3 separate regions of the Mus musculus genome follow, and all the other regions are linked to region 2. Evidence: chromatin loops called from intact Hi-C (ENCODE). Cell type or tissue: gastrocnemius. All regions are shown on one strand.

Evidence for each region. A loop is a pair of places that touch in the nucleus more often than their neighbours do. Peaks named below come from ENCODE experiments on the same cell type or tissue, not always from the same donor. Only the 100,000 strongest peaks of a DNase experiment are listed, where the experiment ranks them.
Region 1: a loop joins it to region 2, with 3 times the contacts of the local background. A loop is called at or near these places in 18 of 42 quality-filtered maps.
Region 3: a loop joins it to region 2, with 5 times the contacts of the local background. A loop is called at or near these places in 29 of 42 quality-filtered maps.

Annotation. Positions count from the first base shown.
Region 1 is chr9:43,279,596-43,287,595 of GRCm38, forward strand. It overlaps D630033O11Rik (RIKEN cDNA D630033O11 gene), which reads left to right. Exons shown (of 3, transcript NR_168927.1): 3 at 259-475. Among named protein-coding and RNA genes, the nearest start is that of D630033O11Rik, 24 kb to the left of the region's middle. In gastrocnemius, CTCF peaks have their summits at 4,907 and 7,521; DNase peaks (open chromatin) are centred at 4,870, 6,011 and 7,511; H3K27ac peaks cover 778 bases.
Region 2 is chr9:42,995,983-43,003,982 of GRCm38, forward strand. Arhgef12 (Rho guanine nucleotide exchange factor (GEF) 12) reads right to left here. Exons shown (of 41, transcript NM_001359232.1): 16 at 5,876-5,918; 17 at 5,464-5,569; 18 at 4,987-5,124; 19 at 4,375-4,407; 20 at 3,966-4,080; 21 at 3,084-3,189; 22 at 1,592-1,804. Among named protein-coding and RNA genes, the nearest start is that of Gm36648, 52 kb to the left of the region's middle. In gastrocnemius, a CTCF peak has its summit at 4,273 (motif pointing right); no DNase peak of the experiment used is centred here.
Region 3 is chr9:43,202,081-43,210,080 of GRCm38, forward strand. Pou2f3 (POU domain, class 2, transcription factor 3) reads right to left here and starts at 3,675. Exons shown (of 13, transcript NM_011139.2): 1 at 3,574-3,675. The coding sequence starts at 3,601. In gastrocnemius, no CTCF peak of the experiment used is centred here; DNase peaks (open chromatin) are centred at 728, 3,727, 3,827 and 6,356; H3K4me3 peaks cover 387 bases.

The DNA.
Region 1 (8,000 bases), 280 kb after region 2:
TGGAGGTGTTACTCAGAGGTAGAGGACGGCCCTGGATTGCAACCTAGACATTGGCAGGAAGTGAGAGAAAGCCCTTATAGCTTGGGATTTCTGAATATCCCAATGCCCCACAAAGGAATAACTTCTAGTGTCCAATCTACAGGCTAAAACACATCTAGTGTTAATAACTAATGTCCTCACTTTATAAATAAGGATGATTATAGTAAGGTCACACGTGTAGTCATCTGTGCAAACCTGAAGCATATATTCTTTTTGCAGATACTTTTGAGAGTGTTGTCATCTATCCAGATGAACTGGGTGATGCTCTTCTGCGCTGGACACTCAGCATACGCTTCAAGCTCACTTGGTCTAACCTGGGACTTGGACCAACATTCAACCTGGGGTGAAGCCTCACAACTGGTGGGCTGAGCTCCTGTTACTGCCCCGCTCACTGCCCCCTGTAGTATGGCAAATAAACTTGTTTTCTTTCTATCCAGCTCTAAAGGATGAATTTATTTTCTACCTGCTAATCCCTTCCTCACTACCATGATGGACAGTCAGTCTCCTACCGTTATCAGCATCACCAACATCAGGACCACTATCCCCACCACCACCACCACCACCATCATCACTGCCATTACCACCACACCTGTTAAACAAACCCCAAAGGACTTCACAATGATACAAGCAAACTTCTAGTTTAAGTTTTACGTGGGGTCTAGGGCAGGAAGATTACAAATTCAAGGGTAGCCTGAACTGTAATACTAAGAACCTATCTCAAAATAAAACTAAGACAATAAAATTATTTTTTTCTTTTTCTTTTCTTTTCTTTTCTTTTCTTTTCTTTTCTTTTCTTTTCCTTCTTTTTTCCTTCCTTCCTCTCTCTCTCTCTCTCTCTCTCTCTCTCTCTCTCTCTCTCTCTCTCTCTCTTTCTCTCTCTCTTTCTTTCTTTTGAGACCCATGTGTACCTGAGACTGGCCTGGCCCAATTCACTATGCAGATCACATTGGCCTCTAATTCACAGCGATCCTCCTGCCCCAGCCTTCCATGCACTGGGATTACATACATGCAACACAACTCCTGGCATTACAAACATCCTCGTTTGTAATGATGGAATCGTACAACGCGGAGCTGTTCCTGCTTCTGTGCAAGCTTTGAGTGCACTTAGATCATTGTCCCCAAGAGCATTAGTGTGGAGGGTGTCAGCCCCTGTGGCATGGGGCAGGCCCAAGATTTGCTAATTCGTTGCAATGAAATCCTGCACAGAGGCACAGGCAGCGGGGCTGACCCCTTTGCCCTGTCTGAACCTGTTCTGAGCCCTGCCCTTGGCTTCCCCCTGCCTCCCTGGGGTCCTCTTGGCTTCTAAAGCAAGGACGGCTGAGGAGGGGAAACGATTGTTCCTTGAACTCCCCCACCTCTCTTGACTCATCAAAGTAGGGGTATCCGGCTTCCAGAATGAGTGGGGGCGGAACGAGATGGAGAGAGCCACTCTGTAGGCTGGGAAAGATGCAGAGCCCTCATTAGCGTCTGACACCTCTAATAAAAGCCGCATATTCCCCAAAAGCGATTTTTGAAAATCCTCTACTCTTTGAAGCTTGGTCTTAAATAGCCACTCCTTCCATGAATCTAATGGGAAACCAAGCCCCTGGGCGAGCTCACAAAGGCTCTACCTAGAGCACCTCCTCTGTCCGAGCATCTGAGGTTCTCCCATGGGGACCCTTGATGCTTCTTGTGGCTGGGCATGAAAGGGAGTCCTTGGTCCCCACAGAATGGAGGAGAGCCATCTCCAGGGGCTATGGCTGGAGTGGAAACAGACAGGCCGGAGTGGTCAGAGCTGGGAGAAGATTTGGAACTTGGAAAGTGGATGGGGCTGAGACATGTGGTTGAACCCCCAAAATTATTTTTCATGGTTATTCTCTTCTCCTTTCTCCTCTCCCCCTTCTTCTCTTACCTGGTTAAAAGAAGTAGTATATATAAGAATATAATGAAAAAATAAGCCCCCTTTACTTTAGAACACCCATCTCTCAAGCAGAGGCTATAGTATATCCGAATCATTTACATTTTTGTTCGTTTGTTTGCTTGCTTGGTTTTTTTTTTTTTTTTTTGGTTTTGTTTTGTTTTGTTTTTCTGAACCAGGCTTGGTGGTACTCATCTGTAATCTCGGAACTCAGAAAGCTGAGGTAGGAGGATTGCTAGGAGTTTGAGGCTAGCCTGGGCTAATTAGCAAGAAGTCCTGGCCTCAAGTAAGTAAGCAAGCAAACACAAAGCTATGCATGGTGGTATGTATCTGTCACCCTGGCACTTGAGAGGGGAGGCAGCAGGGCCAGAAGTTCAGGATCATCCTTGGCTTAGGTGGTCAAGCCTTGGCTAGTAGCTTTTAACAATACATATTAGAGATCTTTGTACAAGTCGACTTTGTTTAGTCACACATTTTATTTTTTATATGAGCATCTGATTAATTTCACCTTTTGCTATATATAAAGCACAGCCATGGTGATTTTTTTTTTTTGACCTCTCCTAAGGAAGGGCATTCTAGTCTATCTATAAAGATGAAGCTGAGGTGCCAGCTTTATGCACAGTCATCTGTGCAATTTCTGGAAACAGAATTGCTGCCACAGGGATATGCAGCCCAGGATTGATAGGCATTGCTTACTTACGTTGTCTTCCAACCAGCATGGACTCAGGGTGGGGACAGAGTTGTATGCCAACCTTGCAAGTCTGCTCCCCTGACCTCCAGCCCCCAACAAGAAGTGATGTAGCGCAGTGATGTGGCTAACTGCTTTGTGGAGTACCTGAGAATCGCTTCTACGGGGGCTTAGAGAGGACCATCCATCCTCCTAACGATGCAGAGGTGTTTGCTCAGCGATGTTCGGATGTTTGCTTTGGCTGAGTACTGCTTACATCTCTGAGCCAAGCTACTGGCCCACCCCGGGGAGCTCTATGGAGATCCTCCTCATGTACAGCCATGGTTTGGTCATTCGAAACACAATTTTAATTTTTCAAAGCCTTTCGCAATCTACCTTTCATTCCGTTTCAGCCTCGAGGGAGGCAGATTAGATATCTTTGGTCTGATGACGAAACCGAGATCCAGGAAGCTGTCTGATGGCGGACTGGGTGATGGTCTGGTTCAAGAGTAAGGAGTCTAGGGTTCAAATCCAGCACGGACTTCAGTTAACTCCACGACCTTGGGCCTGTGGGAAGTGCATAGTTAGGTGGATCACCAAACCCTCACCATAAAGGACACTATTTAATGTCTGTCCCAGATGCTGTAGTTAGGTTGGGGGCCAGATGGCACACGCCATGTTCAACTGGCTGGCTGCTTGTGATTTGATGGCCAGGTGTGGGTTGGCTGGCTCCAAGCTTGCTTCCATTATCCTGACATGGCTCTTGTAGAGAGAGCACACAGAGGCTTCTCTCCTTGGCGTGGCTTTGGTGGTGGAGGGGATCCTGTATTGCAGGCAGGGAGGCAGGGCTGTGGCTGAGGCTGATGGGGTTGGTCAGGTTTCTAGGGAAAGCGTCCTCTATTGTGGCCTTTGCAGAGGCACTGTAGGAAGCACCCCTCTCTCCTCTACATTCACAGTGGCTTCACACAGCCAGCCAGTCTCTCCAGTCAGGTCCTCCACACAGCTCTGGGAGCCAGCCTTCCTGGCCTCCTGCTCCAGTCCTGATCTGTTAGTAGCCAGCCTTCACCTACCCTGGCTCCCGACCTCCTTAACTGCAGAATCCCTGGCTCTTTCTTCTCTGTTAGCACCCTGGAATAGGTCGCACCTGGACTAGGAAGCAGGCAATTCCAAGGTCAAGTGTGGCTTTTTGGGAGAATGGCTGTGCTCATGTGACCTCTGCTGACTTCAGAGTGGCTTTGGAAAAGCTTATCAACCTAGCTTCAGTGTCCGCACCTTGGCAATCAACATTTCTATTGCAATAAAGGACTTCCAGAATGGTTCCTATTTACATAGGCTTGTGGAATCTCTCATTATACCTCTTCTGATGACCATCACAGAGGGGCTTCTAAGAACATGTGAGATACGGGGAACTAGAAGCCAGCAGTCATGATGCCAGACTGAGAGGGGTCCCAGAGCAAGGCCTGAGCCTGTCTCCAAGCTGACAAAGGCTCGCAGAGGACCTAGAGTCTCCTTAGGCTTTTTTCCTTTCTTCTTCCTTTTCCATCATCCCCTCCTCATTTGGACACAAGGTCTCATGTAGTCCAGACTGAGTAGTAAGAGTCTCCATCTCTTACTGCCCTTGTCTCTACCTCCACATTCTGAATTACAGGTCTGCACCTTGGCTTTAAGCTCTTTCTCTCTCTCTTATTTTTGTGAAACAGGGTCTTCCTATGTAGTTATGGCTGGTCTCGAACTCAGCAATCCACCTGCCTTAGCCTCCCATGTACTGGGATTACAGGTCTGAACTATCATACCTAGTTGCTTCTCTTCTCTCTCTTTCCTTTCCTCTTCTCTTGCCATGACCCCTTGCTTCTCTTCATCATTATCATTGTTGTGATTATTATTATTCCCCTCAATGTTTTGGCTCAGGGTCTTGCTCTGCAGCCCCCGCTGATCTGGAACTATGTAACATTGGTTGGCCCCAAACTAATGGCGCGCTTCCACTGTTCGGTAGTGAGCACTTCATCTTGTTCTTTAGGCTTTTTCCCGCGGCTGGATGGGAGCTTTGACACTGGCCAGAGGCTTTCAATAGATCACAAAGATGGTGAGATCGAGAAAGGTCAGAGAGGAAGCCACCTAGGGCTTTAGGCTAGGGGCCTTTATGGGAAGCAAGACTTCTGTTCCAGGCCACCCAGCTGTCCTCAGGCCTTGCTGGAGAAAGAGTCTGACAAAGCAGACGTAGGCTGGAACCAGACCCAGCGCAGGGAGGAGTTGGCTGAGCCTGCCCTGGGAGGCTGGTTGAGCGGTGGTGTGGAGACACCCTGTGGTAAAAATGGGTACTACACTTTGGTTCACTGCAGGGCCTGGGAGCAAAGCCTTGCTGGTGTTAAAGGCAGAGCCCATTCACGCGCCACCAGCCCCTACAGGAGAGGAGCAATGGCCCAAGCTCAGCTACTGCCCACCTTCTAGTTGCACTTTCTAGAAGTCTTCCATTACCCCACAAAGCCTCAGTTTCTTCACCTGTGAAATGGGATGTACCAGCAGGTTGTGCCAGTCAAGGGGACAGATGCTTAGCCCAAGGTCTAGCATGGAACACCAGCCAAAGAAAGGCTGGCCATTGCTAGAAAGGGGACCGCTTTCCCAATGCCACATAGTTAGAAGGGAACTTACTGTGTTTTACTGGAAGCAGAGTTTGGACCCCAAGCCGATAATGGTTCGTAGGATGGAGAGAGTTATATACCATCTCAGGTGAGGCAAGAGAAAGTTGAATGGCCACATCTGTTTGTTTGTTTGTTTTTGGTTTTGTTTTGGCAAGCCTGCTCTGCAAACAGGAGAAGCAGATCTGTGTCACCTGGGATGATTTGGAATGACTGTGACCCTTCTATTCTTAAACAGGAGACAATGAGCTGTAGTGATCTCAGTGGCTTGGGCAACTCGAGTTAGAGCCATGGAGCTAGATGCTACCCCAGTCCTCTATTCCAGACTTAGCTAGGGTGTGACTGTTGTCTTCACTCTTTTGAGTCCCTTTGCCACCTGCCCAGCCCCTATAGGAGTGTCCTAAGGGACCTTGGCCCAGATATCTTCCCTTCCTCTCCCCTATGCACGCTTCTTCAAGGAGGAAATTGTTTGAGAAAAAGTCAGGTGTGGCCTTATGCATCTGTGGCTCTGATCATGTGCCCTAACTGTTTTCAGGGGAGCTGGCTCCACACCAGCCCTTGTTTTCTCCCTTCATCCTGAAGAGGAGCAGCCGGAGCCAAGAATGATCTGGGTAAATCAAGCAGCCACCGGCTGGGTGATTCAGGGCCCTGGGGGTGGGGTGGCCTCCTGCGCTGGGATCCTGCCCAGAAGCAGGGTGGGACCTCTCCTTGTAACATGCTGGAGCTGGCCCAAGGAGTTGGGGCTCCTGAGCCAGTGTCCTGGAGCTCAGGTGCCAATGGTCTCCCTGCCCTACCTGTTCCCACTCCTGGGACCCTTTGCTAGCTGGCCTTGGCAGGGCTTGTCCCTTGTCTGTATACATCTGTGATGGGTAAGGGGGCTGAGATGTGGCCACAGTATGCCAGGCAGCCCATCCTGATGGATCATACCTGGCACTGGCCAACGTGGGCTGCAGGCAGCAACCTGGATCCTGGGGTCTATGCTCCTAAGCATTGTAGAGGTGGGATTTGAACCCAGGTCAGCTGAGTCCGTACTTACTACATTGTACCTGTCAGCTCTTGTGTTTGGCTTTGAATAGAGAGTGAGGCTGTCGGTTAGGTTGAGGGAGAGCCGGGGCAGGGAAAGGCGTTGCAAGTTTGGGTAGTAATAGGGACTTAGGGAAATGGGCGAGGTTGGGAAGAAGGGAACCAGTGTGGTTGGCGATTTTTGTGGAAGACCAGAATTCTTAGCCAGAGGTTAGAGGATATAAGTCCTACCTCCAGAGAGCAGAGCCCGGTGGGGCACATACTACACAGATGACCACGACAGGGTTAGGAATAGACATATGGCCAAGACAGACCTATGCTCGGGCCTATAAGTGGTCCTATCCTTCTTGCCCGCTGAGAGCAGTCCACCACCTTGTTCGGTGTGCCATTTCAGATGTTGTATTTTTTTCATCATGACAAGGGTCAAGAAGATCTTTCTTAGGGCACTCTGGGAATTAGGGGTTGAGGGGTGGGGTGACATTCAATATCTAAATCCTGCCAGCCATAGGAACTGCCTGCCACTTTAGCTGCTGTCCCTGCAGCCTTGAGCCTCAGGATCCAGGCAGAAGCCTGCTGTTGCTACCTGCATTGCTCTCTTGCTCTGTGGTGGGTGAGGCTTGTCTGTCAGGGTGGTCTCTACCCTGGGGCTAGCTATTTAAAGTTCCTCTAGTTCAGGGAATTGTCAGTGTCTGGCACCCTGGCTCCTGTTCCTCACAAGCTGACTGATCTTGGGTAGTTGGTCTCCTGGGCCCTTGATTCCTCACCAGATTGATGGTAACAGATGCCTACCTCAGAAGACACTTGGGAGTAGAAAATGTGCCTCTGTGCCGGGCTAGCAAACTCTTGCTTACTGATTGCCTGCTCGGTGAGTGCTCACGGTGGGTTTACAGAAAGTACGAATTCAGCCTGATGCCCAGGGAGGGGCCTAGAGAGAAACACTGACCCTGATAGAAGCCGAATCCTGGGCGAAGCCCCACCCCCAATACGTGCAACAGAGTAACCTGGTTTAAAACAGGAACCCGGCTGGAATATATGTTTGAGAGCAGCCTTCTCCCTGCTATAGAGAATCTGAGGGCGATCATAAAACGCATTCCGGCGCTGGCCAAAACAAAACAAAACCCAGGCCTTTGTGGAAGAGGGGGGCGGTCATCAAAGCCTAGCGAGCCGAGGCAGGTCGGTCAGTGCTGGGAGCCGGGAAGGCACAGGCTTCCCACCGCTCCCAAGGCCCGGCAGCCACACTGCAGTGCCTCACATCACCGCACGGGGGCGCACGACCTCCCGCCTCTCTGCCTCTCTTCAAAGTCCCCTTTGCAGACCCTTTGTCTCCGTTTTTTTCTACTTTTCACTTAGGCAAAGAAAAAAAAAAAAAAAAAAAAAAAAGAAGAGAGATGCGTTTGGGGACGACCTCCCTTGGACTGAGTAATTTGATTTGCTTCGCCAGGCCAGGAGCCATGAAGGTGACATTTAGAGCTAAGTCACTGGTGGAAGATGGTCGTCCATTCATTAGCCACCTACTCATAAACTCAGCATGCGATAGCCGGTGAGACTTTGCCCAGCTATTGGTCATCTTAGCGACTTGGGTCTGCCTCCTGAAAGCCGTGGGAAGCTCCTGCAGGGAGGTCGGCAGGGTGTAACAAATGGAGGACACAGCAGATTTGTTTTGGCATGATACCTGTGGCTGCTGAGAATGGACCCAGGTGAGCCAGGGTGCTCTGAGACAGCAACCAGGAACATCAGA
Region 2 (8,000 bases):
CTACTTTCAGGGATTCTACACACAAACAGCCTGTTAAATACCGGCAACTGCAGTGGTTTAAAAACATGTTCATAAACTTTTAATTCTCCTTCAGGAATCTGTGTCCCCTGAAGTATGGATGACTTGGTGGCTTGCCTCTCACTGGCTGAGGTGACAGCAGAACTCTGTCCTCACTCCCTCCTTTAGATCACTCTAAGGAGTCAGCTATAGCATCCTGGAACACTGGAGCAACTCCTGAAAGAGCCCCGGGGCTCTGGGCTGAGGCCTCATCTGAGTTATCTAGTATGGAGGAGGGTGTTCCCTACTGTCCCGAGAGGCCTCATGTTAGAACCACTTAGACAAACAGCTACAAAAACATGAGAATACTCTCTGTGTTATGCCACTAAACCTGGAGTGATTTTCACACAGCAATTAATAACAATAATTACTCTACTATATTTAACTTTTAAAGTTTATCTCTGAAATATTCTTATAAGGTCCTACTCTACACTGTTTCTTTAATGTTCCCAAGTATATCACTTTAGAGGCAATTTTAAAGTTCTTATGCATTATCAAAATTAAGCTGTTCCTCTAGGGGTGGCTTTTCTATGTCATTGTCTAACTGTATGGAGCTGTGTGTTGCCTCATGCCTTAACTTTAAGAAGCAAATGTTTCCAGGAATGAGGAATGATGTTCATATTTAAGGATGAAAAACTGTATAGCTGACCTGGCTTTCTTTCATTTTTTTCCCTTTCCTACTGTGTGGAAATAGCTATGATTCAAATATTTGACCTCTTCTTGTTACTGAATTATCATCAATGTAAAAGAAAAAAATCTTCAGGGTCTCAAATTTACAGATTTTCTTTAAAGTTTATCTGGGGCCTGCCATGATGAAAGAAAGGTGTTTGCTGCCACCCTGATGGCCTGCGTTTGGTCCTGGATCTCACGTGGTAGAGGATCCATCTGATCAGCGAGGCGACACAGCTCAAGGCACCCTGTGCTCAGTGCGCCTTCCTTTCTGAGCAGCCTTCTTCTCTATCCGTCCCGTAAGTCTGCATCAAGTGTGTGTGTGTGTGTGTGTGTGTGTGTGTGTGTGTGTGTGTGTTTTTAAAGTCTCAACTCTGCTTCCTTTAGAAAACAGAAGATTTATTTGCCAATAACAACTAGCCAGTTTCCTCAATCCCCCTTATCTTTCTTTCCCGGAATGAAAAAAATTTTCCAACTACTGGTGTTGGGTCTTCTCTTCTTATTTATGAACAGTCTCCCTGTGTGTGCCTGGATGGCCTTGAACCTTTGATCCCTCTGCTTCTGGCTCTTGAAGGTGACTCTGGCTCTATCACCTTACCCAGGGGCTCCAATGTAGATTTTTAGTTTTGTGACTTTCCTCGTGCATCTTATAAGCTTCAAATGGCCGGCATCTGTGTATAGTTAACACCTCAAGAGTTCAGGCAGTGGTTTGGAGTTTTGATTTTTAGGAAAATAAAAAACTATCATTCAACATATTTCTATTGTGAACTGTAGAATACTACAATATTTAAATCAAACTAAACTGGGATTCATTTGTAATTAAAATCTTCCATTTTTCCACTGTTTACTCTAATGAATGACTCACCTGTATCATTCTCTCTCCCTCCCTCTTGGGAAAGAGCAGTCCCTGAGGTGGCAGAGGACATGGAACTGGCGGGCAGGTATCCAGTGTCTGTTCCTTCATTGGCTACTCCACTCTGGCGCAACTTGGCAGGGTCCTGAGGCTCAGGACTCACAGACGAGGGAGTGGATAAGTGCTTCGGGTGGCGTGACTTCTGTATCTCCATGGCCCTGCCAACTGAACAGAAAGCAATGGTCAGAAGCATGTGTTGCAGAGCGGCTGTACAGGAGGGAAATAAATGGGGTTGGGGTAAGGAAGGAGAGAGCAGATAAGGAAAGTTAAGAGGGATGGAGCAGAAGAAAGAACATAGAAGGAGAAGCTGGCAAGAGCAGTGGCCGTGGAGGCAGAGGGAATGCTGGGAGACAGTTTTATCTCCTGAAAAATTAAAGATGCAGCCTCTATCTGTGAGTGTTATCCCTCTCCACCTTTCCCTATATATTCACAATATCTCCGCTGTACCAAAGACTGCCCTCCTCCTTACTCTTGCTCACATCAGATTCTTTCGGGTCATCCTCTGCTACCTTATGCATCCTCACATGGCTCTGGACAGCCCGAATCTAAGTCCATCTTCTCCTTCTTCGCAGATTGCCTCTGCCTGGCACTTGCAGGACTCCCCATGTCCTGGAGACGCAGCATCACTGCTCTCCAACCAAACTGTCACCCCATTATGCCAGAACCTCAGGTGAGAAGCCCAGCACAGGCTGGCTACCTTCCTAGTACCACATCTGTCTCTGCTGCCACACTGTCTGGTGGTCTGACCTCGCTCTGCAGATGGGGTTGACAGGCTGTCAGAAAAAGCACAGTGGACACATGGAAACCACAGAAATACGCAGAAAGTAAGTAACAGTAAGTACAAAGGGACTAGACAAGTCATGGTGGAGTGATCGATGACCAGGGGTGTGCATGCATGTGTGTATGTGTGCGTGTGGTGTGCAGGTCTGAATGAGACAACTCTGAGTACTATTTCCATTCCTCAGTCAAAGTCCACATTCTTTTTTAAGTCCAGCCTCTTCTCACCTGGAACTCAGTACGTAGGTCAGGCTAGCAGGCCAGGGATCCACCTGTCTCTGGCTTCCCAGATTCCAGCTACTACATTCGGCATTCTTCCTCAACATGGGCTCTACAGCAGATTGAATGTCTCTTTTAAGAGCTTTACCAACTGAGCTAGCTCCCTGGCCCAAAGCTTTTTTTTTTTTTTTTTTTAAATTGAATAAGATAAAAATCAAAGATAAGAAGCCGTGGCAGGCATGGGATGGCACACGTCACTGATGAAGATGTTCACATCAGTTAATACAGCACCGTAGGTGAGCTTTGTTCAGAACAGCACTAGGGGAAACAAGGCAGAGTGCAGCATCAGCAACAGCAGCTGCAGAGCAGCTGCCTCCAGCAACACATTCCCGACCAAACAGGCTTCTGAGGAAAGGCAGCAAGAACAGCACCTCGAGCTTCAACGTACTTGCACTGTTGTCGTGGCGGCTTGGTCTTCTTGGGGGTCCCAAAATGCTGGGGAATCCTCTTCGCTTCCCTTTTTCTTCGCCCTCTCTATCTTTCTTCATGCTTTGCTAAATTCAAGGTACAATTACAGTAAGATAAGAGACATGGAATAGTAGGTCTTGTTGTTGTTTTCAAATACAGCAATGTGACTCTAATGGCCAGCTGAAAGGAAATGGCACGATACTCAGAAAAGAACCACGGCGCCCATGGAGCCGAGCTGCGTGTGAACCTCCAGCTCAGCATGCCTTATTTTCTGCTTTTGCATTTTTGGTGTGAGACAACATCTGATGTAGTCCTGGCTGCCCTTAAGCCCACTATATAGACAAGGGTGACCATGACCTCTGGATCTTCCTGCTTGTAACTCCCAAGTGCTGTTGATGCAGGCCTGCACTACCAAGCTCAGCTTTCAACACAAATAATGCTCTTAGAAAGTAAAAAGCCAATTTTACCAGCAGCTTGCTGACAAACATTTGCTGTTTTACAGCATCATTCACCCATTCAACATTTTCATAGTATGTGAAAGCACCGTGCTAAAAACTAGGGACACACCTTTACACTCTAAGAAACACTAAATAAAACCTAATAATTACTGAGACAGGTGCCCTGAAGTGACAGTCTAAGGTACTGGTTTGCAGGCGGCAGGCATATAAACGTTACCTTACCTAATAATAAGCTTTTCTATGTGTGGATTTCTCACTAGATAGTTTCTTGGCAAGAGAGACCAAGTTAGACCTATCACGATGCTCAGTGCTGATGTGCTGCCTTAGTAAACGCTGGGAAGGAATCACTGTCCGCAAATGTGCAGAATGGCAAGGTAGCCCCTGTGCTATTGCCCCAGCCGCACCTTGATCTTTGGAAGGAAGCCGATCCGACCCCGCTTGTGCTCCAAGTTTCGAGGTTCTTTCACTTTTACTCCCAAATACTTCATATACATGAGAATTACATACTGCATTGTGGAACTGGAGGAGAAACGATTGAATACTGTAAGAATTCTGATGTGAGAAGGATGGTCAGAATAAAGAGATCAAGTGATTTCTAGAGGCCCAATGATGGAAATTAATCAAGGCAGAAACTTTAAAAAAAAAAAAAAAAGTACACAAACCAATTCTATCCACATGACACTAGAGTTACAAACCAAATAAAAAACAGGCCACCAGAGGGAGCCTACAGTCTACATATGAAGTTTAAAGAAACAGACATTTTAGAGCAGAGAGAGAACCTAGCTCTAGTTGGGGTAGGGAACATTATATTACCTCCTTTCTTCTTCTACAGCCTGAGCAGTCATCCTAAAAATAGGAATATTTTAAGGTGAAATACATACAATTGCAGATGGTCTATCTATAAGTCAGTGATACATTTGGAAGTGATCTATCTGTAAGTCACACAACACAGTTCAAGGCCCTGGGTTCAATCCAAGGTGCCATCAAAAAGATCAAAGAAACATATACATTTAATCAGAGATTTGCTATTTAAGCTTAGACACCTGAAACAACAGAAAAGAACTAAATGATTAGGGTCCCGTGTACATCAAGGATAAAATACTCAAGCAACTCTACTCCACAAAGGACCCCCACCATTTCACAGCTGCGTCATTAGATGAGTGTGTTCCACAGCAGCAAGTACTGCCCAAGGCCTTAAGTCATGCAGTGAAAGTGGTCACCAGCGCTTATCACTGACTACAAGTCTTGGAGTTACTCATTAACCAACACTCAGAACGGAGAAGGCAAGAACTTTCAAAAGGAAAAAAATTCCATTTCCAGTGTCAGGACGAATAATTCTACACATTGCAACCTGACTGCTCCACCAGATCTGCTTAAAGAGGGCTCCAAGCAAAAGCAGCATTTCTGCATGCCGTTCTGACTTACAACACTTCTTCAATTTTGGTAACGATCTGTTCCGCACATGCTCGCTCCTTCTCCAGAGTTCCCCGGTCCTTGTCTCTCTCTGCATCAAGTTTAGTCAGCTCACTCTCAGCCAAGGTCAGCCCCATGCTGCGTTTCTGTCTAAAAGAGTTAGGAAAAAATATCTCAGCAGAGAGCAAACTATCTCCCTCTAGGTGTCTAGACAGCCCTACCTACAACTGACTATGGACAGGCAGGATGTCCTGTTTCCTACTTTGACCTAACAAGTTGAGGGTCAAGATGCTGCACTGAGCCACCTCCATGCTGAAAGGGCCTGAATGGAGACTATGGACTCTCATCCACCCTCTGACTTCAGATGCCCACTATGTTTAACGACAGGGCTAAGGTCATATGGTTTACATATGTAGCTTTTTCCTATTTAAAAATATAAGCCAAATAACTCACAATGAGCACACCAAGTTTTCTCTAACCCCAGCTTACCGGAAATCCTCCAAGTGCCTCTGAACTTCAGGGTGGACTCTCTCCTGCATTGTCTGAATGTAGAGGCGATGCAGATCCTCAGGAATAAGCTCAGGTCTTCTCTTTTCTGCACAAAGAAGAGGAATTAAGTGATCTAAAGAGATGGTCTATGCAGCCTGACACTGGCAGCACAGTGACATTGCACATCCACACTGAACTTACTACACCAGAGAACTTACTCAGTGCAGTTACTGCACTTCCTGTCAGAAGCCAGCTCTCATCCTTTCATCCTCTCAGTGTAGTAGACTCTCTTTCAGCTGTGAGTCACATGGTTAAAGTAGCCTGACTAAACTAACATAAAACAGCGGATCTGAGGCGAGCCACAGTTTGATGGAGACACTAATCTTCAGGGACTCGGGTGCTTCAAACTTACCTAGATCCACGGAGATTTCCTCAGGAACTGGAACCTTCAGGTGCTGAAACAACACAAGCAGAGTCAGAGCTGCCCCGCAGGCTTCCGGGGCAGACTGAGGAAGGTGTGTAGGTTTATCCTAAAGGTGTTTGCTAATCCAGCTGTTCTTGCCCGTCCAAGTGACACAGCCCTGTCTATTGCTTAGACATGGAAATAAACTCTTTCCCCAAAGTTCTGCTGTGAACAAAGAACTAGCCATTTTATCGGGCAGCAAAATAAATGCTTCGGTACCACTCCACGTAACTATCTGACATCAGCTTACTATAAACGCTGGTCAATATAATCAGTTATGCATTACCTGAAATGATACAAGTAAACCTAAGCTATGCGTCTATTATATAGGAAAACTTGACTCACATAAGTATGATGTTCATGTCTGAATCTGAGCGGCTCATCCTACAGACCACGTGATTATCAGTAATGTTCTTAGCTAACTGTTAAATCCCTCAGCAGTACACTGCCGATGAAAAAGTACTGGATGTTATGTTGAGTTTTTGAGTCTTAAACTCTCAACAACAATCAGTAATAATCAGTAGTTCCTGCAGTAGAACTGAAGCAACTATTTTAAGATACACTTCTTTCTATCAGGATTTCTCCCCATAAGCATGAAGAATTATTATCAGACTATAATGTTCTTTACCCAATAACTAAACAGAAAATCTTATTATTTTGTATTCAGAGGAAATATCTTGGTTCTTATACAAATTTTATACTGTACACCTATTAAAGTCATATATTTCCTAAATTTATAATTCTTATAAAGATCTAAAGTTGTAAATTTGAAAATAAGTCAGTGTTAAAATATTATGAGACCATTACATAATTTATTTTGGTGTGTGTATGTGATGTGTGCACATGTGTGTAAGTATTTACACTTGTACATGCATGCATCTGTGAAGGCCAATGTTGGCTTCTACTATCACTCTCTACCCTATTCTTTTTTTTTTTTTTTTTTTTAAAGATTTATTTATTTATTATATGTAAGTACACTGTAGCTGTCTTCAGACACTCCAGAAGAGGGAGTCAGATCTCGTTACGGATGGTTGTGAGCCACCATGTGGTTGCTGGGATTTGAACTCCTGACCTTCGGAAGAGCAGTCGGGTGCTCTTACCCGCTGAGCCATCTCACCAGCCCCTACCCTATTCTTTTGAGACAGGGTTTCTCATTGAACCTGATACTGACTGATCTATTAGCCTGGCTGGCTGCAGAGTCCCTGGAATCCTTGTCTCCCTGTCTTCCCTCCTGCGCTGGGAGTACAAGTGTGCACAGCCACGCCTGGCTCCTTATGTGGGTGCAAACATCTAATTCAAGTACTTATACTTGCACAACAAGCACTTACCGCTGAGCAAGCCATCTCTGGCCCCTAAGAAGAGTGAAATGGCAAGACATGTTCATACATGTCTGTAATCCCAACACTTGGGAACCAGAGATGGGAGAATCTTAAGCCAAAGGCCTGCCTGGGCTAAAAGACTCTGTTTCAATGATATGGAAAAGGGAAAGACGTGAGAAACAGAAAACAGAAATGTTCTTTTAGCACACATGCAAAAAAGTACATGTGGGTTAGCAGTGTAGCTCAACAGCACAGCCTTGCTGAGTGCACTGAGACAGGGGTGTGATTCTAGCACCACAAGAAATCAAATAAAAACTAATTCATTTACATATGGACATGAGTAATATAATTTTGACTGGTCACATGAAAGAAGAATCAATACGTTAGTATGGATTCTCCTAACACTTTGCTGCTGGCACAGCTCCTGAGCAGCCGACAGGCAGGCAGGCAGGTAGATGCACAGTTCGAGGGAAGTAGGTGATCCATCCACACTTTACACTCTTTCCAGGAAAGCAGCAGGGTCAGAGCTGGGATGCAGAGACAGCTCAGTGGTGAAGAGCATGTGATCTCGCAGAGTTCACTTAGGGCCTGACCCTGTCTTCTGTCACCCATAGTCCCTGACACACAAGTGGTACATTACCCTCACAGACAACAAACATACATGAAAATAAAAAAATCAGTAAAATAAAAAACAAAGTCTTCTGTTGAGGAATCTTGGAGAGAAGTGATGGAGACTAGAGTTTAAAGCAGCCATC
Region 3 (8,000 bases), 210 kb after region 2:
ATGAGATAGCCTGGAAACCTCTTTCAGTCCCCGGCATCTGATGCTCTAAGAACCTGTTCTTGTTGGGTAGGAGGCTGATGCTGATGGGTGGGACGAACCCTTGGGTCTCAGCCTAAAAATGGGCCAACACCGAAACTCCCTGAGAGGCTGGCAGTAACCCTTCACCCGTCGGACAGCACTGCCGGGGGTGAGGGAGAGAGGTGTGGGGTGGGGCCAGCTCCGCTGTGTTCTTATCTCGGTCTGTCTGAGTCGGCTCTCTGCCATGCTCCCTTCCCTGAGGAGGCTCAGGTGCTCAGTGTGAGCGCCCAGATACTTCAGGTAGACCACAACCTGCCTCGCCTAGTGCTATCATAGCATGAAGTTGCCTCGGCCTTTCCGTGGCATGGTCAGAAGTAGTTCCCCCATAGATACCTGGAAACACAGGCACCTCAAGGCAGTGCTCAATGCAGGCAGCATGCTGAGTGCCCTCCTGGGTTCAGGCTGTCCTGGGCAAACAAGAGCTTCACCCCGCTCTCCTGTTGTCCCTGTTTCTGGTCTAGGAAGGGACTAGCTAGACCAGCATCTAGTTTCCTTACTCAAATACTTGCTTTTTGTGGGTCCCTCTACAGGGAGGACTTCCTGGGGCCATCCAGTGCCATTTCTGAGCCAGCCAAGGCTCCAACTCTTCTAGTGTAGACTTTTCTTCTCCCTCCCTCCCTCTGACAGGCCTTTTGGCTCAAATGCATTCCTGAATGCCAACTGGCACAGGTCTGGGGTGTCTAGACCTCCCTCCCTCCCTGCGCTGACAGTGAGATACAATAGAAAGACACCCACGGCCAGACACTGCTACCCTCTAGTTGACTGTGTAGCACTTTTCTCTCTTCTCCCATCCTGACTGACTGGCTCTTGTCTGTCCCTTTAGGCCTGAGCACAGGAAGTCCCTCTCAGTCTGAGAACTCCCCTGCTACTTGCTCTTATCGCCAGGCTCCACAGTGAAAGATGTTCTATGAGAACACGGAGAGGAGACTGTGGCAAACCTGAATCAGCGTTTGTATCCAGGCCGTCAAGGACCACATAGCTATGGTGCCCTCTGAATGGGCACCCAGAAGCAAGTCTATGTCCAGGTTTATGGACCCCCATCACACTGATACTATCCAGGAAACCATCAGAGACATCCCTAAGTGCATGGTGGTGGGAATTCCAGGGGAAGTGGAGCAGCAGAAAATGGGTTAACTATAGAGGGACTAAAATACACAAGGTTTCCAAAATAAAGACGAGTGTCCCTTCCTCTGTACACGGCAGGCCCACTCTGAAAGGCCCTACAAAAACCTCAAAGCCTACAGTGACTTTTCCTGTAATCCAAGAATTGGAGATGCTGAGACAGGAGGATTCATTTGAGTTTGATATAAGCTTAAGCTAGGAACGAATGAACGGAGGAAGACTCTGTCTCAAATGACAACAAAGACCTTGAATGGAGAAAGCAGGGACAGCACAGAAAGCTCCAAGCCCAGTGAGCCTTTGGATGGGCCACTGAATGGTGAGCACACAGCACAGAGGGACCACGATTTTGTGAGTGACACGGAGGAAGATCAATAACCCTGGGGACTGGTGGGGTGGGGGTGGGGAGCTAGTTAAAGAGTGTAGCAGGGAGGCCTTCAAGACAATTGGAGAGAGAAATCAGGCGAAGTACACAGAGGCAGATAAGGCCCCATCCTGAGGGATCGCCCACTTTGGGTTCAGCACACTCCATCCGGAGCCCTGGTGAGAGCAGAGATGCTGGGCAGACCTCTGAGGAGCATCAGCTGGGGGCTTGCATGGAGGATGGGCCTGGGCTTCTCTCCCAGCTTCTCTCCTCTCTTGCTCTCTACCAGACCCTCCCAGCTCCCAAGCTGCTAGGATCCAGCTGTTCTACCTCCTCCCACTTCCTTAGGGAGAAGCCTCCAGTAGGCAGGGAGGTGGAAACCCCCCCAGGAAGTCCCTGATTTTGGTTCTAGAGAACTCCCTACTTTCTATTGAGTTACCTTTGGACAGAGCTCCATTCGAAGCCTGGCTTTCCTGATAGGAAATGGGGGGGTGAAATGCCTGCCCAGAGGACCTGTCCCCAGGAACTTCCCAGTCCACGTATTGCTTTGGGTCTGAAGACTCTCCTCAGACACTGGAGTACACCCAGTTGGATGGTTCCTTCAACCTCACCTAGTCCTTCCTGGCAAATCCTGGGGCACCAGCCACTGAGTGCCAACATCTCTCCACTTGTACTCATCCCTGCTGGGAAACAGCATTAGTGAAACCAGGCATCAGGGCCCTCCTGGACCCCAACTAATGTCTGCTTCCAGGAGTGATGGGAGACAGGAAGATCTAGCCTGTTCTGCTTCTTGGAGGTGGGTCAGAAGATCTACTTTCTCCCCCCTTCCCCTTTTCTCCTTTTCCTCCTTTCCTCCCATCCTGTTCTTCTAGAGCAATCCATACAATTTCTACAGCAACCCTCAAGTCCTAAGGAAAAATTACTAGGCCCTTGCACTGTGTGCAAGAGGTAAGGTACTAGGCTGTGAGTGGTCAAATTAGGTACAGCTTTTTGCATTTTGATTCTGTTACTTGCCCAACACCTCAGGCAGCCAATGAGAAGATCAGCCCTTTCCCCCACCTCAACCCATCAGCAAGTCTAACTTTCTAGCTTAGTAGCATCCTTAGCCCAGCAATGCACAGAGGATCAAAGTGATTGACAGGGCTGGGTCTCTCCACGCCCACCTCCCATTTGTAAGCTACAGGGTAACTGACTCCGGGCTATTTCATCTCCTGGTTTCCTCAGGAAAGGAGGTCAAAGGATATCGGACTCAGATGTGCCTGTTGCCATCCCCTCTGGCATATAGACCCATTATGCATTGAGCCCATAACATAGATGACCAATGGATAATGAGTGGACACACCTCCAACACAACCGGAACACGTGTGGTCCAAGTCTCATCAGGTTCTTTGGCGCTTACTCCACCCATCCTCCCAACACACAAGGGGGACAGACAGACACTCATGACACACATACACACAAACACATGCTTGCACAAGCCCTAATCAATGAACGATCCCGTGGCATGGCATCTGCCCCAGGTGCGCCTTTGGATTTGCTCCACCCTACCCACTTCCCCTAGGCACCCCCCATGCCCACTTTGCCTGCATTTCACACAGGTGCCCGGACACCAAACACGCAGCATGTGGATACACGTATGCACTCCCAGGTCCACACCCTAGCTGAGTGATTGAACCACCCAACTCCTGCAACCTCCTGGGACTCCAGTGCTTCAGCACACCCAAGTCCCACGCACTAACTCCCCAGATCTGGGGCTTCAGGAACTTCATGCCTCTCTCCATTGTTCTCCAAGATTTCATATTTCAAAGTTGCTCCTTTTAACCCCTCTCCCCATACCTACCTATCCACGCCAGCCCGGAAGGACCCGCTATCCGCATCGCCCTCTCCTGGCCGCCGAGGAGTTAACGCCACCCCCACCCCCCAGCCCCTCGCGTGGTGCAATGGTGTCCCTGTCCTTGGTCCCTTCCCACGCGCAGTGACACCTGTCGGAGCTCACTCCCTCTTCCCCTTACCTGTGTGCATGGGCTCCAGATTCACCATCCTGCCCCAGGCGGGGCCAAAGCCTGCGCCCCCCCAGGTCCCTCGCTGCTGCCCCAGCCTGGCCCCCGGGGAAGCCAGGGTCTCCCTCCTCCCGCCCTCTGCCGCCGCAGCTGCAGCCCCTACAGGAGCGGCTGCCACCTCGGTCGCACACTCCGCTGCTCCGGCCCCGGCAGGACTCCGCGGACAGGCTTAGCACACTCCCCAGGTGAGCACGCGGCGCGGGGCGGGGGCCTCGGCCACGCCCCCTGGCAGGGCCCCCGCGCTTGGTCCCGGGCCCATGCAAAACAGGGATTTGCATACGTGGAACTGGGGGCCGGGAGAGGGGTGTCAAGGTGCTGCCGGGGCGGGTCCCGACCCTGAGGAACACCTGTCCGTCGAGACCCCGCCTGGCAGTCCTTCCCCATCACGCCCTCAGCGGCTCCTACTCCTGGGGCAGTTTTGCTCTTTCGGGGAACCCCAGGCTTCTGCCTAGTTGGGCTCCAGAAGAGTAAGCAGTGCTGCTCAGAACCTGCGAGTGTTTGGAGAAGACAAGGGGTTGCTGCGAATGGTCTTGCCTTCCAACCGCTTACCACCGCCGTGGCTTGGGTCAGGCTGTTCACCTCTCTGACCCCATTTTACTCATCTATACAACGGGGCCTGTGGTTAATAACTGCTATCTATGAGAGCTAAGCAGGTGACTAAACCGGGCTGATTTCCTGTGGTTTACCCTTGTCACTTGCAGCAGCTTCTTCTGACTCTTTCCAGGGCTCTTTCCAGAGAGACACGGCTGTCCCTTTCCTGCCGGTTCCCACCATCAATCACCTCTGGTCCCAAGTTATGAGGGAGAAGGGTGTGGAGAATATTCGCCAATGTCAGCAGTTGTGATGGAGTTCACTTTTCAGGGACTGGAGTGACTTATCCAAACTCTGCAATTTGCCAGAGATGGAGCCTGCAAGGGCAAAAATCTCCCACTCTTCAGGGGCCAGCGAGTGACTCTGTGCCTCAGAGGAACACATCCAGCCAGCTCAGAAAGCCGTGTGCTGACAGGAGGGCAGAGCTTCCCTTTTCATCTCCTTTCCAGATACGATCCCCATTAACCTTCCACCCCCAGCCCCAGCCCAAGTCATTTCCGAGGATGGTCTTGGGCTTTTCAGCCTTAAAAGGAAGAAAGAGAAAGAAAGAAAGAAAGAAAGAAAGAAAGAAAGAAAGAAAGGAAGGAAGGAAGGAAGGAAGGAAGGAAGGAAGGAAGGAAGGAAGGAAGGAAGGAAGGAAGGAAGGAGCTGGAGAGATGGCTCAGCAATTAAGAGCACTGACTGCTCTTCCAAAGGTCCTGAGTTCAAATCCCAGCAAGCACATGGTGGCTCACAACCATCTGTAATGAGATCTGACTCCCTCTTCTGGAGTGTCTGAAGACAGCTACAGTGTACTTACATATAATAAATAAATAAATCTTTTTTTTAAAGTATACTTTTCTCCTGAGATTTCCATTCATAATACCCCAAGCTTACTGTGCTTCCGCTCTGGACTTAGCATGGTGCTGAAAAACTTTAAGGGTGTCTTTAATATTATTATTATTGTTATTGTTATTATTATTACTGAAGTGCTGTAAGTTCAGAATCAAGATGCTTATGCATGTTAAGCAACTCCAAAGCTGTATTCCCAGTCGGTTCCAATTTTGAGACAGGGTCCCCTTATAGAGTCTAAGACATTCTCCAAAATGTAATGCACATTAAATAAACCCTGTAGGGGCTGAAGAGATGGCTCAGTGGTTAAGAGCACTGACTGCTCTTCTAGAGGTCCTGAGTTCAATACCCAGCAACCACATGGTGGCTCACAACCATCTGTGATGGGATCTGACAACCTCTTCTGGTGTGCCTGAAGAGAGCGTACTCACATAATAAACAAACAAACAAACAAACAAACAAATAAATATTTAGGCAGGCGGTGGTGGCACATGCCTTTAATCCCAGCACTTGGGAGGCAGAGGCAGGTGGATTTCTGAGTTCGAGGCCAGCCTGGTCTACAAAGTGAGTTCCAGGACAGCCAGGGTTATACAGAGAAACCCTGTCTCAAAAAACAAATGAACAGGGGCTGGTGAGATGGCTCAGTGGCTAAGAGTGCCAACTGCTCTTCCAAAGGTCCCGAGTTCAAATCCCAGCAACCACATGGTGGCTCACAACCATCCGTAATGAAATCTAATGCCCTCTTGGAGTATCTGAGGACAGCTACAGTGTACTTACATATAATAAATAAATAAATCTTTAAAAAAAAACAAATGAACAAACAACTCAGTACACAAACAACCAAACAACCCCTGTAATAGTAGCATGGTGTCTATTTCACAGATGGGAACACTGGGGCTTAGGGAGTTTAACTTGCCACACAACACAGCCCATAAACACCAAGAACAGAATCTCCTCTGTGTTCACAGCACTACTCTCTTTGCTCTAGTGAACCATTTAAATGCCCTCTTTTTTTGAAGCTGGAACTGATCTGGTGCTGGGGAAATGGAGAGGCCCACCTATATCCTCTCTATTTTCCCCTTAGTACTGGGGATTGAACTCCGAGCGAGCATCCTGCATGCACGGTGCAGGACATGATTGGAACTCTGCAGCCTATGTGGAGGGTTATGTGGGCTCTTCTTAGCTCACTCCCCCACCCGGACCCCCTTTTCTTTCACTGACTTGATGTTTCCTTCTGTTGCCCTCAGGTCCTGGAACGATAGTGGGCACAGCAGACCTCAGAAAGTTTAAGTGCCAAGTGGAGGAGCAGGGACAGCCTAAGTGAGTCTTTAGGGCTGGGCAAACTGCCTGGCCCAGTCATACCCACTTGCCCCTCCTGGCAAGAAGGAAGGGACTTTCTTTTCCTTTCTTCTGGAGATCAGGTAAGGGCTTTGGGAGGTACATGTGGCTCTGGGAGTCCCACTTTTGGGATATTCTCAGCCTGTCCCTTCATTCCACATATCCTATTTTCCTTGCTGGGCTCTTTCCCTGGGCTCAGTGTCTGATCTACAGCTGGGCTCACAGGCCACCCTCCCAGAAAAATGCCTGCACCAATTCTGCAGAACCCATCTGTGATTTCCGTATCTCTATTTGCATACATTTGCATGGCCTTGTGCACTCAGAGTCTGGTCCTCTGAGCACTTTAGGGCCTGGTGCAGTTTTCTCCACATGGAATCTCCCTGTTTTCTCTCTGAGCCTCAGTATTCTAGAAGCCAGAGAAGTTTATATATTTATGTCCAAGAGCTAACTACCTAGGACTCTGGGGTTGGGGTGTGTGTAGGCAAGGGTGTAGACTTTTCAGGGAGGAAAGCACTGAGAGAGACAGAATCTTGGGAGTTCACAGTTGGAAGCAAAGCTTAAGGGTTCCAAAGACTGGGGCTGGGGTGGGATGGGATCTGGAGGAGGGGAGAGGTTGGCAAATATTGTCTTAGCTATTGTTCATCTCTTCATTCATCCATTAGGAGTACGTGCTCCACTAGTATGGAGAATGGTGCTCCATACTAACAATACAACATCTTTGGGTTTGGGTGTACCTGGATGGGGACGGGGGTGGGGTGGGGCAGTGTGGGGGAGCACAGAGCAACCTCAAGGGTCATTCATCAAGTACTAGCCCCCTTCTATCTAGAGACAGGGCCTATTTTTGCCCTGGAACACACCCAGTAGGATAGGCTGGCCCCAATGCAGGTGCAGGCCACCCCACCCAAGGGACGGAATTCGGGTCCTCTTGCTTGCAAAGTAAGCATTTCTCCACCAAGTGATCTCTCTAAGCCCCATAGGGCATCTTTGGGTTGTTTGTTTGTTTTTGTTTTGTTTTGTTTTTTGCTTTACTTTAACACTCATTTATTTAGTTGAAAAGTAAAGTCACAGGCTGGAGAGATGGCTCAGTGGTTAAGAGCACTGACTGCTCTTCCGAAGGTATATGATGGTTCATGTACAGTGTACTCATATACACAAAAATAAATAAATAAATCTTTTTAAAAAAAAGAAAGAAAAGTAAAGTCATTAGCCCCCACTTATAGATGGGGAAACCAAGGGAGATTAAGACAGTCAGGAGATGATGAAGTTAGGGTTTAAATCCAGTCTGGCACTGGCATCTCTCTCTCTCTCTCTCTCTCTCTCTCTCTCTCTCTCTCTCTCTGTGTGTGTGTGTGTGTGAGAGAGAGAGAGAGAGAGAGAGAGAGAGAGAGAGAGTGAGAGTGAGTGTATGTGTGTGTGTGAGTGAGAGAGAGAGAGAGAGACAGAGAGAGAGACAGAGAGAGAGAGGGATGAGTGAAGAGAAAAGATGCTGTCTGGAGCCAGAAGAGCTAGCTTGGTGAACACAGTTCCTTAGGTTTAATCCTCCTGCCTCAGTTAGCAAGAGAGAAACCAGACAAAAGAGTGAGATAGGAGGCAGCCTGGAGGTTTAAAGGGGGCAGAGA